Linked DNA regions of Homo sapiens: all the other regions are linked to region 3. A link is an interaction called in ENCODE POLR2A ChIA-PET data of the cell type or tissue named here. Cell type or tissue: OCI-LY7. All regions are shown on one strand.

Region 1 (8,000 bases), 410 kb before region 3:
ATTTGTGTTAACTGACTGTTTATGGTATTGGTAAGGCTTCCGGTCAACAGTAGGCTGTTAGTAATTAAGTTTTGGGGGAGTCAAAAGTGTAAAGCAATACACTTTATGGGGGCAGAGCTCCTAACCCCAGTGCTGTTCAAGGGTCAATCTAATTGAACAGCCTCTAAAAATATCAAGCAATACTTACAAATCCAGGGAGAAAAACATACATCAACAATTGTAGTTGGAGCTTTTAATGATCGAACAGAGAAAACAGATACTGAAGTCTTGATCAATACAATGAGTAAGCTGAAGATATGAGATATGTAGAGAACTTACCATTCATCAGACAGAGGCTATGCCTTTCCCCCATGCACGCACACACCATTTACCAAAATAGGCCAGACACTGAGCCATGAAGGAAGTCTCAATAAAGTTCTAATAATTAATACAAAATAAACTGCATTCTCTAATCACAAATCAATGACATTAAAATTAACAAAACAATTTTTTTTAACAACTCCAATATTTTGGAAAGTAATTAATATATTTATGGATAGCCCTTGGAAATGATCAAGGAAATTAGGAAGTACATAGAGTGTAACACGGTGAAACCCCGTCTCTACTAAAAATACAAAAAAATTAACTGGGCGTGGTGGTGGGCACCTGTAGTCCCAGCTACTCAGGAGACTGAGGCAGGAGAATGGCGTGAACCCAGGAGGTGGAGGTTGCAGTGAGCCGAGATCGCGCCACTGCATTCCAGCTTGGGCAACAGAGCCAGACTCCGTCTCAAAAAAAAAAAAAAAAAAAAAAAAAGAAGTGCATAGAGTGAGTACTCTACTTATGTGAGCACTTCCTCTATGTATACGCAATGTGACCTGCCCAAATCAGTGACATGCCTTCGGGCAAAGCCAAGGTAGCTCTTAAAGGGATATTGAAAGATTATAATGCGTTCATCAGGAAACAACAAATGGGAAAAACAAATGAGCCAGCTATTTAGCACAAGCAGCTGGAAAAAGAGCAAGAGAGCAACACCTATCCAACTCCACTCCCAGAAAACATAAGAAAGGAGCTGAAAAATATAAGAGTAGAAACAGATAGAATGAATAAAACCTACAGAGGATGAACAAAATCAAAATCTGGTTTAAAAAATTTAATATGCTAGACAGACTTCTGGAAAGACCAATAAAAATGGGATCTGGTGAGGGCCTTCTTGCTGCATTATCCCATGGCAGAAGGCAGGAGGGCAAGAGGGGGAATAAATAAGATAATTAATTGGTATTATGCATAGGCATATTTAACAAATTTGATACTTAGATGACATGGATGAATTCCTTTTTTTTTTTTTTTTTGAGGCAGAGTTTCACTCCTGTTACCCAGGCTGGAGTGCAAAATGGCACAATCTCTGCTCACCGCAACCTCCGCCTTCCGGGTTCAAGTGATTCTCCTGCCTCAGCCTCCTGAGTAGCTGGGATTACAGGCATGCACCACCATGCCCAGCTAATTTTGTATTTTTAGTAGAGACAGGGTTTCTCCATGTTGATCAGGCTGGTCTCGAACTCCCAGCCTCAGGTGATCTGCCCACCTTGGCCTCCCAAAGTGCTGGGATTACAGGTGTGAGCTACCGTGCCTGGCCGGACAAATTCTTATAAAAAGCATAAAATGCCAAACTTGTGAAAGACAAGACAGATAACTTGAATAGATGAATGCATGTGAAAGAAGTTAAATGGCAGTCAAAGGCACCAAAAAAATCCAAGTCTGGATAATTGTTTTCGGAGATTTCTATAATATTTTCTAGGAATGGTTAATTTCTATTTTATACAAGATATTTGGAAAATTAGAAAATGAATGGAAACTGTCTGGCTCATTTTGTGAGGCTCATGTAATCTGGATTTCAAAATCAAATAGGGACAACAGGAATTAAAAAATATATAGACCCATTTATTTATAAATGGAGTTTTAAAAATCCTAAGTAAAATATTAGTTAATTTTTTTTAAAATTAGTTAAAAGAATATTAAGAAAAATAAGTGATGAAGTAGAGTTCATCCAGGAATATCTAACAATCTCTCAATATAATTCACTATTGTAATAGATTAAAGAAATATATTTTATCTCAATCAATGCAGAAAAAGCATTTGATAAATCTCAGTATCAATCTTCATCTGTTTTGTGCTCTACAACAGAATACTTGAGATTAGGTAATTTATGACAAACAGAAATGTATTTTCTCACAGTTCTGGACGCTGGAAAGTCTAAGGTCAAGGTGCTGACATCTGGTGAGGGCCTTCTTGCTGCATTGTCCCATGGCAGAAGGCAGGAGGGCAAGAAGGGGATGAACTTGTCCTTTTATAAAAACACGAATCCCACTCAAGAGGGATGAGCACTCATTGCCTAATCACCTCCAAAGGTCCCAGACCTTTTTTTTTTTTTTTTTTTAAAGATGGGGTCTCTCTCTGTCACCCAGGCTGGAGTGCAGTGGCACAATCTTAGATCACTGCAACCTCTGCCTCCTGGGTTCAAGTGATCCTTCCATCTCAGCTTCTGGAGTAGCCGGGACCACAGGTGTGCTCTACCACACCCAGCTAATTTTTTATTGTTTTGGTGAAGATGGGGTTTCACTGTGTTGCCCAGGCTGGTCTCAAACTCTTGAGCTCAGGTGATCTGCCCAACTTGGTTTTCCCAAAGTGCTAAGATTACAGGTGTGAGCCACAATGCCTAACCTGGTCCTACGTCTTAATACTGTGTCCATGACAATTAAATTTCTTCCTTCCTTCCCTTTTTTTTTTTCTTTTTTTGACAGAATCTTGCTCTGTTGCCCAGGCTGGAGTGCAGTGGCATGGTCTTGGCTCACTGCAACCTCCGCCTTCCAGGTTCAAGTGATTTTCCTGCCTCAGCCTCCCGAGTAGCTGGGACTACAGGCATATGCCACCATGCCCGGCTCATTTTTGTATTTTTAGTAGAGACAGGGTTTCTCCATGTTGGCCAGGTTGGTCTCAAACTCCTGACCTCAGGTGATCCGCCCACCTCAGCCTCCCAAAGTGCTGGGATTACAGGTGTGAGCCACTGCGCCCAGCCTGAATTTCAATATGAGTTTTGAAGTGGATAATCATTCAAACCATAGCAGTACTAATCTGTGATAAAACATTTTTTTTAAAAACCGTGAATTCTACCTAACACCATATACACAGCTGGATTCTAGTTAAATTAAAGTCCTAGTAGCAAAAGAAAAAGTTAAAAGAATATACAGGAGAAAAATCTTTGTTACTTATAAGCAGGAATGTCTTAAATAAAAATCTGAAAGCACAAACCATAGGGTAACACATTGACACATTTCATTATGTCAGAGTTAGAGATTTTTGTTAAATGAAAGACAAGATGGACAAAGTTAATGCACAGCTGAACAAATGAGAAAAGATATTTGCAATGTTAATAGTTGATGAGGGATTAACAAGGGACTCCAGCCAATCAAAAAGACAAGGAGAGCAACCGCAGCAGAAGAATGGGCAAGGGATACGGACAGATGACAGAAAGAAAAACCCCAAAGCTAGTATGCATATAAAGAGAAGCTCAAGGTCATTAGTAATCACACACATGAGAACTAGAACACAATGCCACTTTCCAGCTGTTGGACTGGCAAACAGTCCAGCTGTTGGACTGGCAAACAGTTAAAAAGCTGGTTAAGCCAAATGTTGGCCTGGATGGGTTCTGCAGGCAAGTTCATGGTGGCTGATGGAGTGTGGATGCTTCAGCCTTTCCAGAAGGATCTGGGGCTCCTGATGCTATGATCCAGAGGTTACGCTGCTGAGTATACAACCCAGAGGCATTCCATGGGATCTGCCGCGGTCCACGGGTTTGAGGCTGTTCCGTGTGGAGAACGTACGTGGGAGAGCATTGGAGGCAGCCGGGTGCCGGCCATCAGAGAAAGAATGTGCAGGTGAAACGTGGCTGATCATGCTGGAGCCACGTGCAGCCATGGGAACCTGGATCAAATGTGCCCCTGCCACACGGGTGAGACTTCAGAACCTAGTGGATTTTTAGAGAGAAAAAAAGTCAGGAGAAGAATGAGGTATATAATGCAATACCATTTATGCAAACAAAACATACACACAAATAAGACTGCAATGCCTATTTTGTAAGAACATGAAATGCAGAAGCAACTACTCGGAAATCAGAGCAAAACTGTTGCCTCCAGGGCGAGGGGAGGAGGTGAGAGTCAGGGGAGGGGAGGGGTGAGAGTCAGGGGAGGGGAGGGGTGAGGGGCAGGGGAGGGGTGAGAGTCGGGGGAGGGGAGGAGGTGAGAGTTGGGGGAGGGGAGGAGGTGAGAGTTGGGGGAGGGGAGGAGGTGAGAGTTGGGGGAGGGGAGGAGGTGAGAGTTGGGGGAGGGGAGGAGGTGAGAGTCGGGGGGAGGGGAGGAGGTGAGAGTCAGGGTGGGGAGAAACGGAAAGGAATGTGTAGACAACAAAATGACCTGGGAACCTTGCAAAGATCCATGGTGAAAATACGCTACAATAGGATAAATATGTGATTAACTCCACCCTCTTCATCTGTGGTCTCAAAAATAAGCAAGCAAACAAGCAGATAGAAAACGAAAGCAAAAAGAAAAGCTCTGAAACAGAGATATCAAAATGGTGGTAGATTTAATATATTTACATTGAGCAAATATAAGTTTTTAACAAAAAAGATAATTTGAAGGTAATTTCCACATTTCATGTTCCATATTTCCATAGCAATTTATAAGCTAATTATAGGATTTATTTAAAAATAGTAATTCTGAGAGCACTATAGGGGTATGGCCTGAGAGAGGGACACAGATTTTGAATCTCCTCTAAATTCTGACAAAATATCTCCAGGACTATAAATATTCGGAGGCAACATCAACACTTTAACTTTGGAGACCTTTGTAAATGTGAGGCCGGGACCCAGTGGCGCCCTCTGCCTCTGCCCCATTCCCCTCCCAAATCCTGTGTCCCCACATAGGCTGAGACCATGATGTGGGAACCTGGTCTGGGTGGCTTTGAGTACCTCTGTGTGGCAGTGTGGGAGGTTTGGACCAGGAGGAAGCTCTTTCATTGAAGAGCTTCTTCTCATGGCAGTCACCACCCCATAGATGTCGCAGGTCCTGAAACGCTGCTCTTTGTGGAATCTGGATGGGGCATGGGGACCTGGGAAGACCAGTGGCAACGACACAGGACTGGGCGAGTTCTGGGATGGACAGAATACTCTGTCAAGCCTTGAGCCTTAACACAGCCCCACGAGGTCAGTACTATGATGGTTATCATCTTTACTGCACAACTAAGGAAAGGGAAGAAAGGTTAGAAATTTGTCCAGGGACACAGGGCAAAGATATGGACTCAGCAGCATGGTGGCAGTGGCCGCACCGGTAGCCGCGCTATGGTGCCTCTCAGAGGGGAGAGCCATGGCCGAGTTTTAGTTTCCAAACTGGAAGATGGAGGCGTTTAGCAACTTCCTCTGAGGCTTGCACATTGAAGCTTTGTGCTTCCCTTTGCAACAGATCTTGGCTAAAATTCATGTATCCCTGCATGCACCACCACTTGGGCACATATCTGCACACACACACACACAACCACACATGCATGCACGCACACATACACACACATGCACACACATGCACATCACTCAGCTTGGGGATAGTGTTGAGCACAATTCAGGGATCTTGCTTTTTTATTTTTTGTACTAAGATGCCGTAACCTTGACAAATTATTTTATTAAGTTTAGTATATTTGATCAAGCACAACCAAACCCAAGAAGATGAATTATTAAAATGGAGGTTTACCTTCTATCATTTAGGGCTATTGTTCGACAGTCAGAGTGCATCCAAGTCAGGGCTCTGCCAGAAATGAAGCACGGCGGAGCCACCAGTTAGTATTTTTCTTGCAAAGGATACCAGTTCTTCACCATCCCTGCAACAATCTCTCATCTCAGCTTCCTGCCAAGGTTTCAGATCTCAGGGAGACACAGGCTCCTTGGCACGCACTGATAATCACAGAGCCAACTTTGGAAGTCATGGATTTCTGAGCTGGTCTTGCGTAGGGCAGGCATTTGCCTTTGGCTGAGTGGCGTGAAAAATGTTCGTGGGCGAGTGGTGGGCCGAGCGCCGTGTGTGTGAACATACCGTGTCCATGTTCTTCCTGGCTGCATGCTCCACCTCTGGCTAGGATCAGGTTTGCCCTGAGTCAGCAGGAGCCGGAGCATGACACCCGCATGTTTCAGGGATGGCCAACAGCGTCTGTTCCAGTGGATTCGTGGCGACTCCTTGAGCTGAGAAGACCGGGGCACATCCACGTCCACATTCCCCATTGGATGTCAGGCCAAGGGCAGGATTGGGCAGATGGCACCATGCCCTTGTGTGCGAGTCACGGGTGCGGCCAGCACGTGGCCGCCATCCTGCTGTGTCCTGGAGTGCTCCCATTCTTCCCTGCTACAGTACATCCGTGCTTCTCACGAACATTTGCCCACCACTGTCCACCTGGCAAGCCTCTCTGGGAGGGTTTCTGGAAGGATCCTCTCCCCTCCTCACAGTGCGGTTCCTCCCACAAACCGGCCTCATCACCCCCGCTGCCCATCGCCCATGCCCCTCCCAGCTGCCTCCTTGAGCTCCTGGCGCCCATCGTGAGCCTTCTGTTCACACGCCCTCCTTCCCGTTCCTCTCCCGCCCCATCTCACACTCCCACTCCTCCCCTTGCTCGCTCAGCCTAGATCTACTCAGCCCTCGTGCATCGCAGTCCATCCGTGAGTGAGTCTATGTTTTCTAAATGATTTGCTTGTGAAAGTCCTGGTTTCCTGGTTTTCCAGCCCTGATCTCTTCCTCTCAGGGCTCAGCCCTCGTGCATCGCAGTCCATCTGTGAGTGAGTCTATGTTTTCTAAATGACTTGCTGTGAAAGTCCTGGTTTCCTGGTTTCCTGGTTTTCCAGCCCTGATCGCTTCATCTCAGTGCTTTACCCAGGTCTTGGTGCTGAGGATTCCCACCGGGATTCCTTGTCCTTGATGCGACAGACACCTCTCCTTGGAGAGCCTGATTCCTGGGCGGAGGTGCCTGCCTGGCCCCTCCACTGGGCGTCTCATAGGAACCCCAGACTCCGCAAGACTCAACCTGCTTTTGGTCCCTTCAATCTGTCCCGCCCCCGGCCTTCCAGTCTCTGTAAATGGCACCACATCCTACTCCTCTGCTGGCGCCCACACGCTAGGACACGCCCTCAGGTCCTCTCTGTCTCTCCCCAACACATCAAGCCCCCTCTCTGTGACCTTCACACTATGTCTGTGGTCTACAGGTTAGGTCTAGAGGGTGGGGTCTGCTTGTTCCCTGTCCTGTCCCTGTGGCCCCAGTGTTGCCTCCTGACCATGCGCCTGTGTTGGCTGAATGAGTGAGTCCAGCCTCTTCTCTCCAGCACCAACCCCCACTCCTTGCAGGAATCTCCTATGTGGTCACTGACAGTGGATCCAGAAGCCCCGTCTCTGCCTAGTGTCCTTCCTGGCTTCTTGTTGCTTGGCAGGTGAAATCCCAGCTGGTCACCTCACCTGGTGTGAGCCCAGCTGCGCCTTCTTCCCCATACCCTGTGCCTGGTGTCTGTCTTTTAGTATGCCCCGTGCTCCCCTGCCTCAGAACTTTCCTGGGGCTCTCTCCTCTGTTCATGGCTCTGGCTGTGGCTCTCTCCTTGGCTCTGTCTGTGGCCAGCTCTTCCTCCCCAGGCTGAGCTTATCATCACCTGCTCAGAAGGCTCCCTGAGCTCTCTCTGGAAGTGGCACCTCCCTCCTCCCCCTCCACGGTCATTCTCCATCACCTCCCCACCAGTTCCCTTCATGAGCACTTAGGGCCTGACCTATCTGTGTAGTGGACAAGTGCCATCTCCCTCACTTGAGGTAAGCCCCATTGAGTCAGGGACTGGATCGGGGCAGCTTGCACGCTCAGTGCATGGGGCCAGCAGACATCAGCTGGATGGGCGAGGTTGGGACTGGGCCTCCGGTTCTCTGTAAGGCACGTGGTGGACATGCAGAGGATGA
Region 2 (8,000 bases), 94 kb after region 3:
GTCAGGAAGGAAGAGCCTGCAGAGGGATCGTGACCTGCTGACCCTGAGTTTCAGGCTTCTGGCCTCTAGAACTGTGAGAAGATAAATTTAATTTCTAAACACATATTCCAACCAAACTTTGACGTAGGCTCCTCAACACCCTGGCCCTTTTCCTTCCATATATGACAACTTATCTAAAGAAGGGGTCAGCACGCTCTCTCAGTCACGGGCCCGGCAGTGAACACTCCAGGCCTCGCGTGCGGTGCAGCCCCTGTGGGAGTGGCTCCACTCCAAGTCGTGGCACAAAAGCAACCAGAGGCCACCTGGATATGAACAAGCGTGGCCGCATTCCAGGGAAACTTTATCTGTGGATGGTGAAATTTGATTCTTATGTAATTTTCACCTGCCACAAAATAATATCCTTCTTTTGACTTTTTTCCTAACCATTTGGAAATGTAAAAACCATTCTTAGCTTGTAGGCTGGGCAAAAACAAGTGGTGGGCCGGGTGTAGCTGCACCACGGTTTAGTGACCCCTGAGCTGGAAGAATCACAAGATTAGAGCGAGTGAGAAGGAGGGAGCTCCCCGCGACCTCCTCCAGTGCCTGCACTCGCCTTGACTTAAATACAGAACATTTTTAATGCTGAAGAGCCTAATAACAAATAGCTTGAGACAGATTGGAAATAGCTTTGGATGGAAAAGTGAGGCATATTGATTGCCACTTCTTACGAGCCGTCTTTTTTTTCCCTCTATCCACACAATGCAAAGCCTTGCTGTTTTTAAATGTGAAGTGTTTCTCCCAAGAAAGCCTGCAGGCACCTGTCCTGGCTCCAGTGCTTGCTGGCTGGAAGTTAGGTGCAGCCTGCTGCTCTGCGATGGCCGCGAGCCTCCTGTGCTGTCTGCTTGTGCATGTCTTGATCACAGAGCACAAGTCTGGGGACAAGGTGGGCAGAGGGTTATCACTGATAGGTGAGGTGCTGGCTGAGTCCCATCAGAAGCCCGGGACTGGAGTTAGTTGCCAGAGGAGGCAGCTCGGTGGAGCAATCCTTAGGAAATGATGCTGATTTTTCAGCAAAGCACAAGACTGTCGCAAGCAGGATGGCCTCCACGCTTGCTCCTATTTACAAAAAGTTTGTCACAAAAGTGAACACCATTGCAGAACGGGAAAGACGTGCAGCTCTTTCCAGACACATGCTCCTCAGATTGCCCCAGTCAGCTGCTTTAAACAAGGTAGATTAGAAACGGCACTTTATATACGATGGAGGTGAATGCTGACGAAGACATCCTAACAGGACAGAGAGTCTAAGAAGCAAGAAAGGCAAGGGTAAACATTCTAATCACTTCCACCAATAACGCGTTAATCATTCATCCTGAGAAAAGCGCGGTGATTCGGTCAACGCCGAGCATGTCGCATTAATCCATTGATGAATCAGACCCCCAACCTCCACTAGGGGCGAGCCCCGTGGCTTCTTCAGGCAGCTCTGTTGTGGACAGTTCGATATGTTTATATTAATTCCTAAACACGGAACAAAAGCTTTATTAAGCATGCATGAAGTGTCGCGTTAATTCACGCAGGCTGCCCACTTGTGGTTCCCTGAAATCATCGTCCACTTTGCAGTGCTTAACCCAGACCCTGGCCCCTGCTGCTGCAGCTATCTGCAGGAGCCAGTCCTGGACAGGGCCCTGGGTCCCCTGGGAAATAGATGGCCTGTCCCTGCCAGGCTGGAGCCGACAGCTGGGCAGAGCCAGGCTTCCCATGGTCAAGGCTGCTGACAGCTTTGCAAACCTTTGGGTCACAGGTAACCCCTCTGGGGAGCAAAGCACTTTGCAAAGGCTCTCTGACATCGGAGGAGATGGGGCCACTGGGATAAATCATCCTTAGGAGAGACACATGTGACAGCCTCTCACAGCAGGTGGCTCTAATGAGCTGACCTTGGCTTCTGAGGCCAGCATGATCTGGACTCCTACAGGAGGAGGGCCTTCAAAGGATCTGCCCAGGAACAGTGGTGGGAATAGAAGGGAAGGCAAATGACAAAATTCCATCCATGTCAGTTGCAGAGGACCGTGGTCTTTGCAGGAGCCTGCTCTGGGGTGCTTTTGCTCACTCAGCTTCCTGCTCTGGCTGGGAGTATCTGTTGTGGGGTCCGTAGGCTTGCCTGATGAATTTTGTCTCTCCTTCTTAGCTCATCTCCACACAGCTTCATAAATGATCTCAATAGGCCTGTCCAGCCTGTCCAGCCTTGCTTCTCAAGTATTCTCTGCAGTGGGCACCGTTCCCTGGCGTGATGACATCGTCACCCTAGGGATTCCCTTTGGATCCGTTCTACGTGCTGGTCCCCCGTGAAGTCTTCACGCCCCTCCCTCAAAGGCATGATCAGCTCTGTGTCCACTGCTAATGGCACTCGGTTATGGAGAATCACCAGGAAACAGGGCAGGGCATGTCCCCTCCAGCCAACCCTCAGCTCTGGGAGAGCAGAGGTGGCAACTTCTTATTTGAATTATCTGTTGTAAGAGCCAGTGAATAGCTTTTCTCCTGGGCCATCATCTTGTGATCTGAACAGTCAGGTTTGGGTTGGGAGAAAGTAAAGTTATATGGAAACAGATAAATAGAAGATCAGGGAAATTAAAAAATGTCGATGTTTCCTTTTTAGAGAGAAGAGTTATAGGAAGAACATGAAATTAACTCAGGGGAGAAGTTTCAAATTAGGGGCACAAAGACAAGACATCCTCTTCTACCACCTAGCTTCCTCCCTGATATTCTGTTGGCCCTGGCCAGGGGTACCCTGATGTCACTCTTCTCTGAGTGAGGCTCTTCAGGCTGGGATGCTCTGAGCTGTGAGGAGTGCTTGCTGCCGAGGTCCTTACTATAGAGCTGGAGTAAGGTTGAAAGCCAAGTGTTGCCTTCGTGTCCAGGCATGGCCTCCCCAGCCTGGGCTGAACGAGGAAGGAGACAGGTATGCGCGATGGAGACGTAGAGTCAGCGCCTGGTGTCTACCCCACAGGACAGGTCAGTGCCAGAAGCTGGGGGCTGCCAGATGTCTGACTGCAGTTCTGATTGCTCTCCAGCCACCCCTGTGTTGCTGAGTGGAACAGAGCTTTGTGGGAGTGGAAGGGGTTGTGAGCTGAGCTGTGTCCCTCAAAAAGATAAGTTGGAATCTTAACCCCCAGCATGTCAGAATGTGACCCTATTTGGAAATAAGGTCTTTACAGAGGTAATCAAATGAAAAATGGGGTCCTTAGGATGGGCCCTAATCTTTGGGGTGGGCCCTAATCCAACATGACTGGTGTCCTTACAAAAAAGGAGAAGTTTGGACAGAGGCAGCGATGTAAAGACACAGGGAGGAGTCAGCCACTGAATGGGAGGGATGCATCGTGTTGATGACAAGCAAGATGCTGAGGGCTGCTGGTAACCACCGGAAGCTGGAAGAGGCCGGGAAGAACCACCGTGAGAGCCATCGGCAGAATGAGGCCCTGCAGACACCTGGATTTCAGAGCTCCAGCCCGACAGCTGCGGGAGGGTGAATTTCTGTTGTTTGAAGCCACAGGGTTGATGCCAACGTGTGGCAGCCCCAGGATTCTATTGCAGATTGGGCTGCAGGGACTGATCAGACTCTGGTCCCAAACAACTGTGTCTGGGATGCTGTGGAAATTCAGGGAAAAGGCAGACAGCTTAGAAGAAAGTGGTGCTGAGTGGCTAAGACGGTCTCAGAGGATAGTCCAGAAAAGAGAGCTCAGAGGAAGTGCCCCCACACTGCAAGCCATGTGGGGAGGCAGAGTCTCTCCAGCCATGGTGGCTGGGGAATGGCCAGGAAGATGCAGCATGGGTGTTGGATTTTGTGCTGAATCTTCTGGGCTATGCATGTACCGGGACCACCAGCAAAGCTGGGGAGTGGATGACACTGGTCCTGAGTAGGCTTCCCTAGGACTTGGATGGCCACGCACAGCCCTGGGACCCACTGCTGATCCTGACACTTGAGTCTGCTGGTGAGGACTGGGCCTTTCAAGAAAGGGAACACTGGACTGAACAAGACTCTCTGTTGAGGGTGTGGGCACCCTGGCCCAGAAAGCCCGCAAGTAGAGATTGACGTTCATTCAGTCATGATGAAAAATGAAATCCCTAACACATATTAAATTTAAATCTGACACTTGCACCCCTGCCCCAGGCCTGCCCTGACCTGGCACCCATGCACCGTTCTGTGAATGATCTTAGTCAAACGCGCATGGTCAGTCAGTTCTGGAGGCTCATGATTTCTGATTAAGACATCTTTCATCAGCTGATGTTCGTGGACATTTTCCTTCTTCAGGAGCAGGTGAACCTCGGAGAGGGCTGGGCTGACTTGGGGAGACAGAAGAAGAAAGCACAGTGCTGCCGGGGTGAGAAGCCCTCAGCCAGGGGCCCAGCTAGCTCCTCACAGCCCCAGAGGTAGCACTGAGAGTCTCCATCCCAGACAACCCTCAGACCAGAGTCACCAGAGCAGAGGGACCCATGGCTCAGGGACCCAGGGTCACCTGCTTCCCACCACACATGGCCCCACCATTTCCACCACACACAGACCTTCCACCTCCACCTTATATGACCTCACCATCTCCACCAAACACAGACCCTCCACCTCCACCATATATGACCCCACCATCTCTACCACACACGGAACCTCCACCTCTACCACACACAGACCTTCCACCTCCACCACACACAGACCTTCCGCTTCCACCTTACATGACCACACCATCTCCACCACAGATGAACTCTCCACCTTTTCTACAAACAGACCTTCCACTTCTACCACACACAGACCCTCCAACTCCACCACACATGACCCCACCATCTCCACCACACACAGACCCTCCACCTACACCACACATGAACCCTCCACCTCCACCATACATGACCCCACCATCTCTACCACACATAGACCCTCCACCTCCACCATACACGGACCCTCCACCTCCACCACAGACAGACCCTCTACCTCCATTACAAACAGACCCTCCATCTCCACCACACATAGACCCTCCACCTCCACCATACATGACCCCACCATCTCTACCACACACAGAACCTCCACTTCCACCATACACGGACCCTCCACCTCCACCACAGACAGACCCTCTACCTCCATTACAAACAGACCCTCCATCTCCACCACACGCAGACCCTCCACCTCCACCATACGTGACCCCACTATCTCCACCAGACATAAATTCTCCACCTCCACCACCATATATGACCCCACCATCTCTACCACACACAGACCCTTTACCTCTACCCAACATGGACCCTCCATCTCCACCTCCACCACACAGACCTTCTATCTCCACCACACTGGGAGCCTTGGTTTCCCCAATACTTTCATGGTTTGGTGACTCCATGTTAAAACCATTGCCTGCTATTTCTGCCAATGAACATGAGAAAAATCTTTCTACATACAAACTCAACACAAAAGAAATCTGAAACCCATTTGTTGCAAGAACTTTAAACTTCTTTGTGAATCTTTTGACCATACCTAAACTCACCTGCCTTTGAATCATGCATTCCTGGAAGCCCACAAAAAGGGTTTCCTATTCTGGACCATTAGTATTCAGCCAGGTCTCTCTTTTGTTAGCAACTGATTTTCAGGGAAACATTGGCAGGTTGTTAGAAGAAGAAACTTCAGGAGTGTATAAATGTCACTTATGGAGGGAGAAAATACACGAGGCCTGTTTTGCCAATCAACTTGCTTTTGAGTGAGCTTAGCTATGACCTGGATGGAAAAGTAGAGTTGCCTTTATTTGTAACAATACCACAAGTCTTGGTAGATTCCATGGTCCATTGTCCCGGGTTATTGTGGTTGATGTAGGCATGTGCTTCTGTACAAGTGACAGATATCCAACAGGTGTAAGCAAGAATGGAACATCATTGGTTCATTCATTCATTCATTTAAATATAATCATAGTGCTCCTACTCTATATCAGGCATGGTTCTAGGCATTTTAGGTGGAGATGTGAATGAACCCAAGCTCTGCCCTCTTGGAGCTAACATCAGAACCTACAGTCTCATCATAGAAACATCTAGACACTCTAGGTAAGGGGTTCAAATGGATTAGAGGACTCACAAGCTTTCCTCTTTCCTGTCCCAGCCTCTCAGTTCTTCTTACAGTTCACACAATTTCACCTGAGTAGGGTCTCATAGGAACTGCTTTAGTTACCGTCCAATCCTGAATCTACCACACTGGCCAGGAGTAGAGGGTAAGAAGAAAAAATACTCTGATTGGCCAGCCTGGGTTATGTGTCCATCCTGAAAGCTGAAAGTAATCCCTATGGCCTGTAGGAAGAAGTGAAGGTGAGCATGAAGTGAAAAGGAACAAGCTGACTGATCAGGCCTGACTCATAATCTACACCTGAAATCCACGGTTCAGTCTGTGTACCCAAACACATGGTTCCAAGGATTGGGTGAAGGAGAGGAGGCTTCCTAAGGACCATGTGAGTTGAGTTCCTTGCAAAAGGGGGAAAGGATGCTGGCAGACACAAATCAGCTGTTAATTTTATGTGTCCACTTGCCTTGGCTCTGTTGTCTGGTTGTTTGGTTAGACAACAGTCTAGATGTTGTTGTGAAGTTATTTTGTAGATAAAATTAACATTTAAATCAGTAGGCTTTAAGTAACTCAGATGACCTTCCATAATGTAGGTGGGCATCATCCAATCAGTTGAAGGTCTTCAGAGAAAGACTGGGGTCCCCAAAGAGGAAGGAATTCTGCCTTGAGGCAGCCTTCATTCTTGAGCTGTAACATTGACTTTTCCCTTTGTCTCTACCCTGTTGGAGAGCTAATCCCCATAATCACATGATCCAATCCCTTAAAATAAATCCTATAAATCTTATCTCTCTCTCTCTCTCTCAAATCTATCTATCTATCTATCTATCTATCTATCTATCTATCTATCTAATCTATCTATCTATCATCTATCTATCTATCTATCTAATCTATCTAAATGCTAATTTCATCTATTATCTATCTATCTATCATCTATCTAATATAACTATCATCTATCTATCTATCTATCTATCTATCTATCTATCTATCTATCTATCATCTATCTATCATCTCTCTCTCTCTCTCTCTCTCTCTCTCTCTCTCTCTATCATGGGGAGGTGGGGAGAGAGAGACAATGAGAGAGAGAGAGAGAGGTTACCAAAGCCACTGTGTAAGGCTGCACAGTGCGTAGGCTGCCTAATCACACTTAGGCTACAATTTGAACAGCACTTTGTGGGGGTTGTGCAGTGTGGATGTCCTGTCTGGTTCTGACCTCAAAGATATAGTTTTGTGGATTGCTTAAGCTCTCATTTTCCCCTCCAGGGTGACCTTGCCCCAGGCCCTTAGCTTCTGCTATATACCATTAAAGCATCCTGCTCTTACCAGTTAGAATGGAAACAATTTACTGCTTAAATAATTTATCCAGATTCCGCACAGCCAGTCTTTTGCAGAGATTCATCTGCTAATAAAGAAAATTGATTTTAGAAGCCAAAGTCAATACGAAGTTAGGGAAACATTCGGTTATTTGCATGTTCCTGTCCTGAGATTGTCTGTTAATTTGTCTGGTGAGAATATCAGCTGGGGCACACTTTACTGCAAGTCATTTTTCATTTATTATTTTTCAGGTACCATTGCAGCGATCTGTCCAAATTTGGAAGGGGCAATGGATGTGGGGATTTTATTAGCGATTTATCAATAAAAGTGAAGATTTCTTTCCTCAGGTGTTCACTCTAGGAAATTACTTGCTAGTTTGTGGATAAAATGGCCTGAATTTCAGCAGGGTCCAAATGAGAGGGTATTTTTGTTGGATCGCATTCAAGCATGAGCAGGGAGCTGACTTGAATATTCACGGTGCGTTTCCATGCATCTGTTCTAATAATGGAGACTCATTTGCATTTAGAAAAAATGATTTGCATATAGACGATTAATGTAATAAGGTATCCAAAAACAATTTTCCCCTTTGAATAAGCTGCCTTGTAATTTTGTTCACTTAATTCACTTCCATACTAAGCCC
Region 3 (8,000 bases):
CCCCCAACACTGGGATGGTTTAAAAACATAAGTGAAGCTGTATCACATTCCACCAACCGTTGCTGAAGCCTTTGTTCCTTCTCAAAAGTTATGCCTTTTCCTTTCTCAGAGAGGAAAGAGGCCTAAATTTACATTTACTAGGAGCCTCTGAAACAGGTTATCCTCAATGTAGGTGGTGGGTAACATTATTTCCTAAAAGGCAACTGTGTTCACCCACTGACAGTTTCCAGGCCCCTCCCAGGGGGCTCAGAACTGCTGTAAACCCAGACCCAGTGGCATAAGGCTGGACGTGAGCCCAGCTGCAAACCCAGAATAATGACCTGCATACACACATTTCTCACTGCCTCTAGGATCAAATCCCCCATTCCGAGGCTCTCAGATCCCAGGATGAAAATGCTGCTGCCTGAGTTGGAATTGTCCTCGTGGTGCAAATAGCAGACTTAACAACATTCATGTTAATTACTTTTCCTGAGTGTCATTCTAAAAGAAAGAAATATACCAGTCTGCTTTCCGTTTTCAGATGATGTTGGCGGTCTTGTCCTCCAGCCCAACTACACTTGTGAGGTCTTTAAAGCACAAGTGAAGATAGTTAAGCTGCCCCTCCCCATCTCTCCCTCTCTTGTCTATTTTTCCTTTGTTTGTGATACGAAGGGTTAATGTAAAAATAGATGTTCTGCAGGCATCATAGAGTTCCTCTTTAGGTTCCCATGGAAACCGAGCAGCGCAAGTATGTGAAGAATTTTTTTAAGTTAGCCCAAGATTTTGTCCTCCAAAGATTTAGGGTCATTCTGCCTTGTGGTTTGGGGGCATTTTTTTTTAAAGTTTTTTTTAAGTAATTAATAAAATAACTTCACCTTCCCTCCATCCTCCCCAACCTACTCACAGAGCATTCTTTTATTTAAAGTGTCCAACACAAAGGTTATTTTGTGACATTTTGAATAATGCAACCCCTTAAGGGTATTTTTTTAAAGTTCTTTTGCAACAAAGTTTCTCCTCCCCAACCTCAGAAGACGGAAACAAAAGAGACATTTATTTCGTTCGATTTAAAGTGATTTGGAATTGCTGCTGGGGTTAGATTATGGGAAATTGCCCACCAGGGAAACAAACTTGGTCACCACCCCTGAACTGCAGTGATGACGTCCCATGGGGACACACAAGACAAACAAAATACTGAGAAAACCGAGGTTCTCACTCTGCCCACAGAGGGAGCTCCGAGTTGCAGCTGCCTCTTTCTGCTCCTTTTCAGTTCAGATAAATTGCACTTGGTCAACGGAAATGTCCTAAGGGCACTGCAGCTGCAGCTGGAGAATGAAGAAGACATAAAATTAGGGCTTTTGTCACTGTCGCTTGATTTCATTAAAGGGCATTAGTTCTCGGCGAGATATATGGGGTTGGAGAGGACAGGAGCCAGAAGCTCCCAGTGCAGCAGCAAGGCTGGCCCACGTGAGCACCTGGAGCATCATTTCTGCTGCCACATGCTTGGGCTGCCCCACCCCGCCGTGCCCTGCTCAGCCGTGCCCTGCTCCATCTCCCTCGCCAGGCCTGAGACCGGCCCCCAGTGTGTTGTGACTCCTGAGGTCTCTCAGCTCTCCCTCAACCCCCAGGAGAATTGCTCTCCACTCCAGAAGCCGCCTGATGGGGAGGCTGACCCCTCTCCAGGACTGACTGATCCAGGTACAAAGGGTCCCCTTGCGGCAGTGGTGGAGCACCCTGTACAGCAGTTTGGGCTCTGGGCTCTCCTTTGAGATCAGGCCAATGCCTGAGTCATCCTGGCTTGACAAGGTGGGATGAAGGTCTCCTCCACCTCCAGGTTCCTTCCTTCCCTCCTTTATAGGTTTATCCTGACAGTAACCTCTCCCCAGGTCGGAAGACCTCTCAGGCTCTGTTTCTAGGGAGGCTGACCTGCTGACAATGCTCCTAGCTGGATTTTGTAAGGTAAATATACCCTTTTATATGGGTTGAGTTATGTCCCCTTAAAAGATGTCAAAATCCTGACCGCTAGTATCTGAGAATGTGACCTTATTGGAAATCGGGTCTTTGCAGATCATCAGGTTGACAAGAGGTCACTGAGGTAGGCCTTACTCCAATAAGAAATGTCAAAGGTCAATGTCAAAGGATAAATCAAGTGTGTAAGGTCAATGCCAAAGGACAAATCAGATGTGAAAGGTCCATGTCAAAGGTCATATGAAATGTGTAAGGTCAATGCTAAAGGACAAATCGAATGTCAATGGTCAATGCTCAAGGTCACAAGTGTGTTCCTGACAAGGTCTTTCTCATTGACCAAGCTTTTGTCTGTCTTGGCCACCCCCAGTTGCAGCCCAGTTGCAGCAGGAGCCCTGCTGAGTCCACAGTGAGAGTCCCTGTCCCTGGGTCTCCTCTTGGTGGTTCCATCCACCAGCTCCTCATGGGCCCCCAGACTACAAATCCCAGGTGTCTTCATTGCATTTGGCATTGATCTCAGTCTCCCTCCTCCATTGCAGCGGTCTTGAATAAAGTCTTCCTCACTGTTTTAACAAGAGACAAGGTAATGTTCATTGAACATCTTATACAAAGAGGAAACCTGGCACAGAAGTGGACATGCACTCGGAGGGAAAATGCCAAGTGACAATGAAGGCAGAGATCAGGTGATGCATCTGCAAGCTGAGCAACATCAGGAATTGCCAAAAACCACCAGGAGCTGGAGAGGCCTGGGACAGAGCCTCCCACGGAGCCTCAAGGGAGCCAGCCCTGCCCACGCCTTGATCTTTGACGTCCGACCTCAAGAACTATGAAAGAACCCATTTCTGTTGGTGAAGGCTCCCCGTCTGTGGTCCCCTGTCCTGGCAGCCCTAGGAACCTGACCTCTGGTCCCTCTGCATCCCTGGCATCACTCTGCCTCCCTCTCTTTTTCTCCAGTGAATCCAACACACTCTCAGTGAGACAGCCAGGTGGCAAGGGGTTCTCGGAGAAACTCCAGCCGGCCTGCTCGCTGGGCATGTACACTGGAGTGGAGCCACAGAAGTTCACGGTGTTTGCAGCAGGGAGGAGCCTGGCCACTCCTCTTCCTGGTTGGAACCTGGAATTTATTTTGTGAGGCGGGAAGCCTATACTGGGGAGACTCTTGCTCTGCTGAGTCCCCATTCCCCCTTTATTTTCCTTTTTGCCCAATAAATCCTATTATTCTCAGTCTTCAAATTGTCTGTGAGCCTAATCTTTCATGGCCATGTGACAAGGACCCCGTCATTAGCTGAGCTAAGGAAAAGTCCTGCGACATCAGAAGGCTGAGTCCCAGGTCCTTTGTTCCAAGAGCTGAGCTTCCTCATGGGATGTGGGGAGGGGGGTCAGCGCAGGTGATCGGGAGGACTGAGGCTGTTGGAGGGGGACCCCAGAGGGAGGCTTCAGTGGCTGCATCCACAACTGGGCCACCTGGGCATCCTTCTGAGGCAGGTTTCTCTCCACGTGCATGGCGTGGCCCTTCCACACAGCTGTCACAAGCTAGGAGGCTCACATGCTCTTGGGATTCTCGGGACATCATGGGTCCCTGAGGGTGGCGCAGGCTGAGGGTGTGCTCCCCCGCCGGCCTGGCACAAAAACAGTAACATTAACATGCTTCTCCAGACCAAAGAGGCTGCTCTCAGTGTAATCAATGATGGCAGGGACTTCGAAATGTGCGTTTCCAGTGAACAACAATGTTTAGCCGCATGTAGTCATCAGGCACACCTAACTGGCTCCGGAAAGTGTTATGTTGTGAATTAAGATGACTGACGGAGAAATGTCAGTTTTATTAACATTCTTCCTTCGGACGATAATTTTATGTCTATAAGGATGAATTACAAAGGACTTAATGAAGGCGTCAGTCCAGAATGATGGGGTCCTTTTAGCAAAGCCTGCTTCCTTTCCTCGCTCTGTGTGTGGAGGTTTGATCTCTGCGTGGGGTATGGTTTCCACGTGCTGGACATGATTGGGCAAAAAGTCAACAAAACAGGCTGCTTGGCTTCAGGCTGACTGTGTAAAAGCCTCACCGGCTCAAGGAGGGATCGTCCTGGGCCCGACGGCAGCGAGTGAAATAGCAGCAGCGTTGCCATGGAAGATGGTTCCGTGGCACCCAGACATCAGCAGTGGGGCTGATGGGACTCACATCCACTCCATCACGACTTCATCTCCCAGGAAAGTGTCCTCCGGAGCTGGGAAGGTTCTTCCTTTGCCTCAGTCCCCGTTTCCTGCTCGTGTTCTGCCCAGGAGCCTGTGCAAAGGGCCCGTTGCCTCTCTCCGGCCCCTTGTGATGACTCCTCTCTGGGAAGTCCCCCACTTCCCGCACATTCCACTCTAGAAATTCCTTCTCTCTGCAGCGATCTGGTCATGTTTTCAAAAGGTGAGGTGCATTTTCAATTCTCAGCTCGCACCTAAGCTTCTGGCAGCTTTCAGGTGCCCCTAAAAATGGCATCCAAGGCTTCATCCTAGGCTACAGCCCCGCCCCCTTTCCGCCTGTGCCTCCTCCCACGGCCCCACCCACTTCCCTGCTGTGCCTCTTCCCACAGCCCCACCCCTTCCCGTGCTGGGCCTCCTCCCATGCCCCGCCCCTTCCATGCTGTGCCTCCTCCCATGCCCCGCCCCTTCCCGTGCTGTGCCTCCTCCCATGCCCCGCCTCTGAGCTCTTGCCCTTGCTGTCCCCTCCCCCCGGCATACCGTCCCCCTGGAAGCTTCCTTGCCCTCTCCGTTGTGTTGTGAGGTTTGAGTCAGGATGTCATTTATGAACAGGCCTGCTCTGAGCTCCCTCCTTGAGCTCTCCCCACCTGGTTCCGTGTTCTCACCTGCAGATTAGCCACTGCTGAGATCTCCTGCATGGACTTCCTACTTATGGAGGATCTCACACATGCTAGAAGGTTTCATGGGGAGGCCCTGGCTGCTCTGTCCAGGGTCTGGAGCAGGGCAGGTGCACAGCAAGGCAGCTCACTGCACGGTTGTTTGCGGAATGAAACGACTTTGCCAAAGCCATGGCCGCAGACATACGATGCTCTAAACATGTTTGTTATAACCATGTAAACACGCTTCTTTAGAAAAGCTTATTTCTTAGGAAACCTCTTTCAGTTTCTGTGGCAACAACTCAGATATTCCTGAGGTCCAGAAATGCGGCTGCTCTGCACGCTGGTCATGGGCCTCTCCTCACCTGCCCCCAGGACGGGAGCATGGGCTCCATCTCTGGGCCTCCTGAAAAATGAGATGTCGACTTGAGTGGCCTCCGACCCTGTGAGGCTGATGTCATCGCTCACCAGGCTGAAGTTCAGCCAGGCACTGAACCTTTCTCAGGCCCTCAAATTCAAACCCAGACCAACCTGTCACTCTCCTTTCCAAAGCATGGGCCACTCATCATGATCAAATGTCCCCTCTTCAATCTACACACTGCTTGGCATTGCCTGTTTGACTGTGAGAGACTCTGTGTCTGTGTGCATGCAACTGTGTGTGTATGTGAGCGTGTGTGACATTGTGTGTGTGTGTATGTGTGAATACAAGGAGGAGTGAGTGACTAAGAATGTGTGTGTGGGCATTTATGTGTGTGAGACAGAGTGGTGAAAGACTGCAGAGGCTAAGTGTGGGTGTGTCTGTGTGAGTGTATACAAGATGGGGAGTATGTGAAGCATGTTGGTGTGTGAGTGTGTGTGAGTGTTAGAATGTGTGTGAGTGTCAGTGTGACAGTGTGAGTGTGTATGAGTGCGTGTATGAGTGTGAGAGTAAAATTGTGTGATGAGTGGGTTTGAGGTGGTGTGCAAGAGTGTGCAACAGATTGTGTGTACAAGATGCAACAGAGATAGAGTGCATATGTACATAAGTGTGTAAACATGTATATGATATCCATGCATATATATATGGTGTGTGCCTAAATGTGCAGATGATATATAGTATACTTATGTGATATGTGTGTATAAACATGTATGTGATATAGATGCATGTATATATTGTATATATGTGACATGTGTGTAAACATGTACATGGTATAGATGCATATAAATATGTGATGTGTATGTATACACATGTATATGATGTGTGTGCGTGTGTGTGTGTCTTGGGAGGGCCTTGCTAGTCAGGGTGTAGTTAAAACATCAGCTGGGATCCTCCACCTACACAAAAACAAGGCAGTCAAAGGAGAACTTCACGTGGCTTGATGTCATTTCAATGAATGCAGAGTAGTGTTTATCTCTGGGCCAAATTCAGAGGCAGGGGATGGGTTTCAAGAGGGGCATGCACATGCAAACACACACACATATACACATGCATGCATGTATACACACTTGCATACACATACATACACATATACACACATGCACATATATACACGTACACACATATGCACACATACACGTGCATACATGTGTATGCATATATGCACACGCATGTGCACACACACATGCATACACACATACACTCATGCATGCACACATACATGCACATATATACACAAATACACATGTATGCATAGATATACACATGTATTCACACATATACACATACATATATATACATGCACACATGTATATGCCACATATACAGTTACATACACACATACATATGCACACATATACATACATATACACATACAAACATATATACCTACAGACACATATGTCTATACACATATAAACATACACTGATGTGTACACATATATACATGTATACATATACACACATATACACATACACACAGGTGTATACACACACATATATACATACATACACACAACACGGGAGTTTCACCCATATTGTTGATACTGTGGCTTTGAAGACAACTGCTGGTTTCAGTGTTTTCTACTTGAATATATGGCATTTCACAGTAAAAGCAGTAACCGAGCTCTTGTTAACAAAATGAACACTCCACATTTTTCAATTTTAATTATTTTGAAAAATCCAGCCCTTTTGTTGAAGGTACTTACAGGTGGCTTAGGTTCAGCTTCCTTTTTTACCCTCTGCTGGCTGTTTGTACTATGCAGAAATATCGTAGGAGAAAGAGTATCTACTGTCTTTCAACTGCACCTTGACTATATTCAGGTTTCAGTAGAATCCACATTGCGAAGTTATCTAGGCTCAATGAGATCTGATCATTTCTGCTCCCTCCTGCACCCCGTCAGCAAAGAGCAGGATTTGGGACCTCAGTTATGCAAAGTAGGGGCCTGGTGAAGACTGTGGGGTTTACAGACTGTGGCAGAGTCTTGCCATACACGTGGAAGAGAACTAGAGTTTTTTAAATCTGGAATTTCATAGCATAAGGCCCCAAGCTTTTAATTGCAGGAAGTCTCAGTGAAATAGTAGGAAAAAAATTATAACAATAAGAAACATATATTTGGTCTCTGTCCTCAGTTCCTGGCACAGAGCTCCCCAAATCCTTGGAATTTCCTGAGTGGTAGGGGTGCTGTGAGAAATCTTTTGTTCAAATGTTTCATCTTTGACCCTGGTTCCTGACACAGAGCTTGTAAATTCTTTGGCATTTCCTGGGTGACTGGAGCATCTTTTAGTCTAATAAGGTGACTCTTGAAGGCTCCTGGATGGGGCATGGTCATCAGAAAGATTGAGCCAGGATTAGGAGCCTGGAACTTTCAGCCCCATTCCCTTCCTCTGGGAAGGAAAGAGGGGCTAGATATTGAGTCAGTAATCCATCAGGCCTATGGGATAAAGTCGACATGAAAACCCCTAAACTATGGGGTTTGGAGAATTTCCATATGACCAAACATGTGGGTGCGCCTGTAGGGTGCAGCTCTGTAGAGAGAGCATGGAAGCCCCACACCCCAGCCCCCATGCCTGGCCCTAAGCACCTCCCATCTGGCTGCCCCTGTGTGCCCTTTGGAATCCCCTCTATTGGCATAAAATGCTAGTGAACATAAGCATGTGTTTCCCTGAGTTCTGTAAGCCATCCTAGCAAATTAATCGAATGGGAGAAGGGGTTGTGGGAAGCTCCAATTTGTAGTCAGGTCAGACAGAAGTTGGGGGCAAGCAGACTTGCAACTGGCATGTGAAGTGTGGGCAGCCTCTGG

What was found. Peaks named below come from ENCODE experiments on the same cell type or tissue, not always from the same donor. Only the 100,000 strongest peaks of a DNase experiment are listed, where the experiment ranks them.
Region 1: POLR2A ChIA-PET joins it to region 3 with 7 read pairs; 1 of 35 experiments calls an interaction of 5 or more read pairs at or near these places.
Region 2: POLR2A ChIA-PET joins it to region 3 with 7 read pairs; 2 of 35 experiments call an interaction of 5 or more read pairs at or near these places.

The regions. Positions count from the first base shown.
Region 1 is chr1:4,012,704-4,020,703 of GRCh38, forward strand. It overlaps LINC02780 (long intergenic non-protein coding RNA 2780), which reads left to right. Exons shown (of 4, transcript NR_186588.1): 4 at 1. Among named protein-coding and RNA genes, the nearest start is that of LINC02780, 41 kb to the left of the region's middle. In OCI-LY7, a CTCF peak has its summit at 4,875; DNase peaks (open chromatin) are centred at 858 and 4,168; H3K4me3 peaks cover 284 bases.
Region 2 is chr1:4,515,873-4,523,872 of GRCh38, forward strand. No RefSeq gene overlaps it. Among named protein-coding and RNA genes, the nearest start is that of LINC01646, 52 kb to the right of the region's middle. In OCI-LY7, no CTCF peak of the experiment used is centred here; no DNase peak of the experiment used is centred here.
Region 3 is chr1:4,421,514-4,429,513 of GRCh38, forward strand. LINC01777 (long intergenic non-protein coding RNA 1777) reads left to right here. Exons shown (of 6, transcript NR_027088.1): 4 at 1,247-1,674; 5 at 1,835-1,935; 6 at 2,481-3,171. Among named protein-coding and RNA genes, the nearest start is that of LINC01777, 13 kb to the left of the region's middle. RefSeq lists enhancers at 1,500-2,000, 3,558-4,059. In OCI-LY7, a CTCF peak has its summit at 1,228; DNase peaks (open chromatin) are centred at 1,208 and 4,538; H3K4me3 peaks cover 834 bases.